3 separate regions of the Mus musculus genome follow, and all the other regions are linked to region 1. Evidence: chromatin loops called from intact Hi-C (ENCODE). Cell type or tissue: heart. All regions are shown on one strand. Region 1 overlaps Suclg2 (succinate-Coenzyme A ligase, GDP-forming, beta subunit). Region 2 overlaps Kbtbd8 (kelch repeat and BTB (POZ) domain containing 8). Region 3 holds the start of Kbtbd8 (kelch repeat and BTB (POZ) domain containing 8).

Region 1 (2,500 bases):
TTGGGTGGCTCGGCCCAAACTGGACCTTCTGGTAATAGGGTTTAATGATTTAACAGTATAAGCTCTTCACTGGCAGGAGGCAGTTGACTTCCTGGCACTAGGATTTTCAGCCAGTAATTAGGTGACCTTTCTGTGCCTGGGATCCTTGACATGGAGCTTGGAGATGCCACAGGTACCACCACCCTGCAGTGTGATACTGGGGGGGGGAGGGGGGGGCTAAAGTCAAGCAGGTGATAATTAGTCTCTCTGACAATCATCAGCTGGCCCCTTCCTCTCTAGCCTACATCACCTCTCAGTGTGTTACCTGTCTCTCCCTTGTCTGTGCAGTCCACTGAGTCATCATACCGCAAACGCTAACACCTAGCTAGGGTGGCAGAGAAACGGCAATGTGTGAGAAAGTCCCCTCTCGTGGAGCCCACATTCTTCTATGTGTGAGGGAAATGGGAGACACACAATAAACAAGATGAGGTAAAGTCCTGTGCCCTACACTGCAATAAAGCAGAAAAAAATACAGCCAGCAATCACTGGATAGAAACAGCCAGTCAAATGATCAGGAAAGGGTCTTTCCAAAGAATTAACACTGAATCTGAGAGTTGATGAAATGGAGAGCAGACAGGATTCAAGGGGAACCCTGCTTCCAAAGAAATAGCATGTGGTCCAAAGTAGGACAAGCTCAACAAGTGTCTCAGACCACAGCTCAGCGACAGAAGTGCAACCACTGGGCTATACAACACTTTTGCAATTAGACCACAAACATTTTGAGGGTAAGGATATCTCTCATTCTTCCTCCCTTTCCCTCTCTCCTTCTCTCCCTCCCTTTCATTCCCCCCTCCCTCTCTCCTCCCCTCCTCCTCTCCCCCTCCCTTTCATTCTCCTTCCTTCAGTCTCCCTCTCTCCCTTCCTTCCCCCCACCTCTCCACTCCATCAGAATTATTAGGTACATTAACCTACTCATTATTCTCCTAATCACTGCATTTATGATAAAATAATTTTCTTCGTAGAACTTTTTAGCAGTGGGCACACACACAGTAAGCATTCAGAAAGTATCTGACAAAAGAATGCTATTTTGTTTGGCTTTCTGTTGTGGAGCTGTGTGTGTGACCTGCCAAGTCCTGGGCTCTCTACAGCCCCAGCCATCCTTCCTCCTCCGTCTAACTGATCAGCATTATCACTGTATCACTGGCTTCAGACTGCCTCTCCCTTCTTCACAGCATAGCATTTGACAGGCATGCGATCCATTCTCCACTGGAATGCCAGCCCCATCACCCCACTTTCAGTGAATTAACTCCTGATCTTAATTTCCAAATCAGCACAATGCTCATATTTATTTAACTGTTTATATGTCAGGCAAAACTTTTCCAACAACTGAAAGAACGTGCCACCTGGAGGAGGATTCTGATTGAGCAGGAAGGAGAGCTAAGGGCAGGCAATCCAGAGTGCTGTGTCCTTTCTTTTCCACCTCCCAGGGGACATACTTCAGCAACTTTCTAGGCTCCGTGCCTGCTGAACCTAGCCAGGGAACAAGGGTGAGACAGCTCTGGCTACCCTGGGCCCGTGCACTTAATCACTTTCCCATAAAAGCAGTGCTTTATTTACAGGGAACAAAGCCAAGCTGGTACCGGGCTATCAGTCACAGGCCTTCCACGTGCAGAAAGTCAAAAGCTTAGCACCTGAATTATGGAAAATCCAGCATCCTCTTTAGCAGCAGGCATTGTAGCTTTTCTTCCTTTTTATTGTTGTTTTGTAGTTTTTTTGTTTATTTGGTTTTGATTGGTTGGTTGATTTCTGGTTTAAAAAAAAAATGGGAAAGAAAAAAAGCCAAGCTATTTATTCCCCAGGGCAATAGTAGGCAGACACAGGTAAGCCATGGCTTACGGCAATCTCCTGGCTTGATTTAGCTGGTATAAACGTGTCTACAGCCTTTAGCCCTTCACTTTTAAAATCCATGCATAGCTGGGCAGGTGATACACTCCTTTGATCTCAGGACTCTAGGGGCAAAGGCAGGCAGATCTCTGTTGGGCCTGATCAGAGTTCAAAGCCAGCCTTGTCTACATATTGAGTTCCAGGACAGCCAGGGCTACACAGTGAGACCGTTTCAAATAAGTGAACATCACATAAAACCATGCATCCATCTGTCTCCACTGCCAGAAGAAGCACATGGCTGCGCTGCTCCTCCTTTCTGAAGGAGCCAACTGCAGAGGCACAGGGGTAAGCAGTTTCCTTGGACAATACACAGCCCTCTGGGCTTCAAAGAGAACCACACAGTGGAAACCCCAAAGTTAGACCTGAAAGGCCTATATCATCCCTTAAGACACGAGCTTCCCTGAACTTCACCCAGGCATGAGAGAGAAATGCCCCAAAGGCAGCTCTACACACAGTCTTTAGTACCTGGACTGAGATTAGTGCTTGCCTCTGCACAGTGGACCCGGTATGACCCTTAGCATCACAAAAAGCCGGATGAGGTGGATCATGCCTGTCATCTCAAGAGATAGAGGGTGGA
Region 2 (2,500 bases), 590 kb before region 1:
ATACCACATGCATACTTGGTGACTGCAGAAGCCAAAAGAGGGATACCCTGGAACTAGAGTTAGAGATGGTTGTGAGCTGCCCTGTGGATGCTGAGATTCAAACTTGAGTCCTGTAAAAGAACAGCTAGTGCTCTTAGCTGCTGACCTACTTTCCGGTGCCCACGAAGGGCTTTAATAGATAAGAAACTTAATTACAAAGGCTTGAAATTATGTTCTTTAGATCTTAGCTTATCAAAAATTGTATGTATATGAGTGTGCAGGCCAGACATTAACATTGGGTGTTTTTCTATTGTTGGCCACTTCATTTTTTGAGACAGGCTCTCACTAAAACTGGAGCTTACCAATTGAGTTGACTGGCTTGCCTTCAGGTCCCTCAGGAATCTGACTTTCTCTTTCTCACTGCTGTGTGAGAGAGGTGTGCCACTGTGCCCTGCTTTTTCATGGATCCTATGGATCTGAGCTCAGATCCTCAAGCACTTTACCTGCAGAGCTCCTTGACTCTTACGTGGTTTAGTTGCTGGGATGTTGAATGCAGTGTAGGTAATTCTAAAATCCTTATTCATTTACCATGTTTCTTAATGGCTTATATTAAAATACTTCCTTATATGACTACTTTAATAAGTCAGGAACAGCTCTTTTGCTCCCTTCTCTTGCTCCTGTTTCCTTATCCTCTTCCTACCCCTTTCCCCATTCCCCTCTCCTCTCTCTTCACATGCTCATGGCCAGCCTCTACTCCCCATCCCCCAACTCCCCTCCCCATTCCCTTAATAAACTTTATTCTATACTAAAATAAATAAATAAATAAATCAGGAACAATGTAGGCTTTCATGAAGGTATACATGATTATTTTTAAGCCCTATCCCATTTTTTAAAATGGTATTCTTGGGGGCTGAAGAGATGGCTCAGCGGTTAAGAGCACTGACTGCTCTTCCGAAGGTTGTGAATTCAAATCCCAGCAACCACATGGTGGCTCACAACCATCCGTGATGAGATCTGACGTTCTCTTCTGGTGTGTCTGAAGACGGCTACAGTGTATTTAAATATAATAATAAATAAATCTTTAAAAAAATGGTATTCTTTGCTTTTAAAGTTGACTTAAAATTTCTCAGAGAAGCCTGGATATATTTGCTTTAAGTTTCGTATTCTGAAGAACTAATTAAGTATAGTACTATCTGGTACTGTATTTTAGTTAAATGAAAGCATGCTATGGTTTGGGTTTCTCTTTGCAAAGTATAAGAATGGGTGTGTGATTCATCCAGTGTGGTTCTATCATCCAGTGTGATGAAGTGTGCCGCTTTTCTCCTCCCTCCTCCTCCTCTCCCCCTCTCTGTGTATGTGTGTTACTGGCAAAAATAGCTTATAAAGATCATTTTAAGGCTCCTCATTGGAGTATGTGAGCTGTATAAGCAAATACTGTAGCAAAGCAGTACTAACTTAATAGAACTTAAGTACCAGAACAAATAATTTGTAACTGGAGGTTGTATTTTATATAAGAAGAATCTGAGGCCTTGAGAGTTTTTTTAAATTGCTTATCATTGGTTTTAGTTTATTAAAGAGAAATTGAGATTTTCTAAATGAACTTTTCTGTACAAGAAATTTATAGAGAACATTTTCGTTATCAAGAATACTATAATATGTTAGCGTTGAAAGAGAAGGTAATATGTAAAGCAAAAGTTAGGGCTTAAATAAAGTGAAATGCCACTCTTATTAAGTAAGCAATTTAACTTATAGATGAGACTATCCTTAATTTAGAAGAGTTTAAAGGGAAGCTTTACATAGTATCCAGTGTTCCTTTCTAACCTACAAAGCCTCCTTACATATATAACTTGATGATAACCGTTGAAGAAGGTTATGTCTTACAGATTGAGCATCCCTAATGTAAAAACTCAAAGTGTGGTTCTGCATTCCATACCTGACCTTATATAAGAGGTCATAGTCTAAACTCAGGCACTAAAGTAGTAACTCATGTTTTGGCTTGTAGTAATCCCCAAGATAGATAGATAGAGAGAGAGAGAGAGAGAGAAAGAGAGAGAGAGAGATTGATTTGTATATATGTAGATACTCTAAAATCTGAAATACTTGAGTCTCAAGCACTTCAGATAAAGTATATTCAACCTGTTCTGCCTGTAATTGCAGTAGTATAAGTTTGATCTGCCATAGAGTTGATACTGTTATCACAAAGATACTATTCAGTGTTACCATTAAGCAGGACATAGTTGCCAGACGTATAATTCCAGCTCTGGAAGGTAAGGTAGGAGGATTCCAAAGTTAAAATCAGCCTGAGTTCAGGCTGGAGACCTTATCAAAAAAGCAAAGCAATGTCATAGCATTAGCAAGGTCTTGTCAATATTCATGATTTTAATTCTTACAGACATTTTCCTATTGACAGTCTGGCTTAGCACACATACCTTTTTATTGTCAGTTTAGTAACTGACTCAATATCAATTCCATTCATTGTCTTGAAATTTGTCTTTGCTTCATAACAACATTCACATAAATA
Region 3 (2,500 bases), 600 kb before region 1:
CGTGATTAAAGTGCTTGCCATGCCGAGAGAGAGAGAGAGAGAGAGAGAGAGAGAGAGAGAGAGAGAGAGAGAGAGAGAGAGAGTTAATATCTCTGGGTTTCGATTGAGAGACCATGCTTCACTGTATAAGGTAGAAAAGCAGCGTTGTAGGATTTCTGACACCAATCTCCGGCCTCCACGTGCACCTGCACCGCCCCCCAACATGTACATCCACTCGTGCAAACAAAACAAAACAAAACAAAACACCAAACCACAGATACAAATGCACACACACAGAGACTCAGACAGACAGACAGACAGACAGACACACACACACACACACACACACAATAGGAGAAGAAAAAAAAATAGGTCAACAATAAAACCCCTGCTTTCTTGCAAAAAACTATGAAGTAGACTGAATGCCGAGTGCTCGCTGTTATAAGAGAGGTTCAAGGGCTGGAAGAGCTTGTGCAAGAGCCAGGGTTGAGCACGGTCCAGAGGAGCGCCAGGCTCAGCCTCTCTCCAGCATCTCTTCACAGGAAAGCCGGAGGCCCTCTTCACGTTCAAGAAGCCCAGGGGAAATCAATTATCCGAGTCTCCCTTGAGTACTCGAGCGCTCTTCGGTGTGACAGGTGTTTCCTGGTGTGCTAGAAATGCAAGCCAAGTGGATTCAGGTCCTGAGTGGCCATGTAACCAGACCCAGTTGATCTGTGAAAAGCGGGGCATGTGGCTAAGGGGATGCAATTTCAAGTGGGCGTTACAGGTGACTCATCAGAGACCTATCGATGGTGTGTGTGTGTGTGTTGGGGGGGGGGGGGTTGTCTTATATCCTTTGTATTTTTGGATAACAGCCCTCCTGACCATTTCCAACTTTTCGGAGTTTCATAGCCCTCGTGCAGAGCGCGTTTTCATACCAGAATCTAGTCACGGATAGGGAATTTGGGGTATGAAGACAATTATTTTTAAAGTGGAGTCGAGACTAGGAGAGAGGCCCTTGCCGGGGAAATTTGCTCAATAAGAGCTTTTCCTACCTCACTCCTCAGAGTGACAGTTCGCCTCAGCCAGATGACTACATTTCCCAGCGGGCGCTGTGCATCTCAAGGCACAGGCTGGCGGGCTCGGGGCGCTCCTCCGCCCAGCTAGCCAATAGAAATGCTCGGCTTGGGCCTCTGTCCGACTAGGAGCACGCGGGAACGGGGGCCTTAAAACTACATTTCCCGACGCGCTGGTAATCGCGCACTGACCAATCAGAGCCAGGTATTTTGAGGCTCGGGGAGGAGCCGACTCGGTCAGCCACCCTCATTGGCTAGGCAACGCTTAGCAGAGCCGGAACCCGGGAGCGAGCGAAACGCAATGACATTTCCTCTTTAAATAACCGGAGCCGGGGCCCCTGTAGTAATGGCCGCGTCGGCAGGTGGGTGGCGTGGTGCGGCCGCCCGCAGTGTCGGAGGAGGGAAGCAGGAGCGCGGGCGCCGGCCACAACCTGAAGCGGCGGCCTTAAGGCGGGAGGGAAGGATGGAGAGACGGCGGGCGCGGAGGCGAGGATGAATGGGGAGGAGGGCGGTGGGCGGCGCGCCCGCGAAGATGGGGCGTCTGGGTACCGGCCGCCCGCGAGGCGGTTGAGGGGTGCCCTGGCAGTCGCCCTCGATCGCGCTGCCCTCGGGAGCCTTCCGTCCCGCGCTCGACCCGGAGCCGAGTCCCCGCGCATCGCCGCCGCTGCCGGCTCGGCTGGCTCGCCTCACACGCTCCCTCCGCGAGCGCGGCGGTCCGGGCTCGCCGGGCTCCGGAGGAGCGCGCCGGCCTGGGAACTTGTTCGCCCTTGTTGAGCTCTCGGCTCCTAGAGCCTGTGTCGGCGCTCCTGTGCCCACACACGGACGTTTGTGTACGGGGTGGGGGGGAAAAAAACCCACGATGCCGTAAACTGGCTTCGAACTTCTTGTGGTTGTGCGATTTTTCTCCTAGATTTAAGTAAGTCTTCCCCAACACCGAATGGGATTCCATCTTCAGACACAGCCAACGATACCATGGATCCTTTCCATGCTTGCAGTATTCTTAAGCAACTCAAAACAATGTACGATGAAGGACAGTTGACAGACATTGTAGTGGAAGTGGATCACGGGAAAACATTTTCCTGTCATAGAAACGTTCTTGCTGCAATCAGCCCCTACTTCAGGTATGACGACGGTAGAAACTTATATATTACTATCCGTACAAGACTCCCTTTCAACCCAGTGTTAGCCACTTGATTGTGGTACTGAGTTGGGACAAATACATAAAGGCAAACCAGGTGTTTATTTTCTGAGAGTAGGTAACAGGTCTTGCTTGTCTTACTAATGAGCCCCTGTTTTGAGGTGGGATTCCAGAGTTTAGATAGTTGGATTTTAAGTTAGTGGACTTGTGAGGTATTCATACTATGTATGCTGCCAGCCACATTTGAAAAAAATTATAATGCTTTAAAATTAAAATCAGTGGCGACACTAAAACATGTCACGTGCACAGACAACTAAGTGTGGCTGGT

What was found. A loop is a pair of places that touch in the nucleus more often than their neighbours do. Peaks named below come from ENCODE experiments on the same cell type or tissue, not always from the same donor. Only the 100,000 strongest peaks of a DNase experiment are listed, where the experiment ranks them.
Region 2: it touches region 1 in a loop (2.4-fold over the local background); 7 of 42 quality-filtered maps call a loop at or near these places.
Region 3: a loop joins it to region 1, with 2.9 times the contacts of the local background. A loop is called at or near these places in 7 of 42 quality-filtered maps.

What each region holds. Positions count from the first base shown.
Region 1 is chr6:95,711,905-95,714,404 of GRCm38, forward strand. All of the region lies in intron 1 of Suclg2 (succinate-Coenzyme A ligase, GDP-forming, beta subunit), which reads right to left. Among named protein-coding and RNA genes, the nearest start is that of Suclg2, 5.7 kb to the right of the region's middle. In heart, a CTCF peak has its summit at 1,396; a DNase peak (open chromatin) is centred at 1,507; H3K27ac peaks cover 335 bases.
Region 2 is chr6:95,123,549-95,126,048 of GRCm38, forward strand. The region is part of intron 3 of Kbtbd8 (kelch repeat and BTB (POZ) domain containing 8); the gene reads left to right. Among named protein-coding and RNA genes, the nearest start is that of Kbtbd8, 6.9 kb to the left of the region's middle. In heart, no CTCF peak of the experiment used is centred here; no DNase peak of the experiment used is centred here.
Region 3 is chr6:95,116,579-95,119,078 of GRCm38, forward strand. Kbtbd8 (kelch repeat and BTB (POZ) domain containing 8) reads left to right here and starts at 1,302. Exons shown (of 4, transcript NM_001008785.5): 1 at 1,302-1,396; 2 at 1,945-2,155. The coding sequence starts at 1,381. Kbtbd8os (kelch repeat and BTB (POZ) domain containing 8, opposite strand) reads right to left here and starts at 1,053. Exons shown (of 2, transcript NR_153843.1): 1 at 1,014-1,053. In heart, a CTCF peak has its summit at 1,381; DNase peaks (open chromatin) are centred at 563 and 1,273; H3K4me3 peaks cover 2,257 bases; H3K27ac peaks cover 1,358 bases.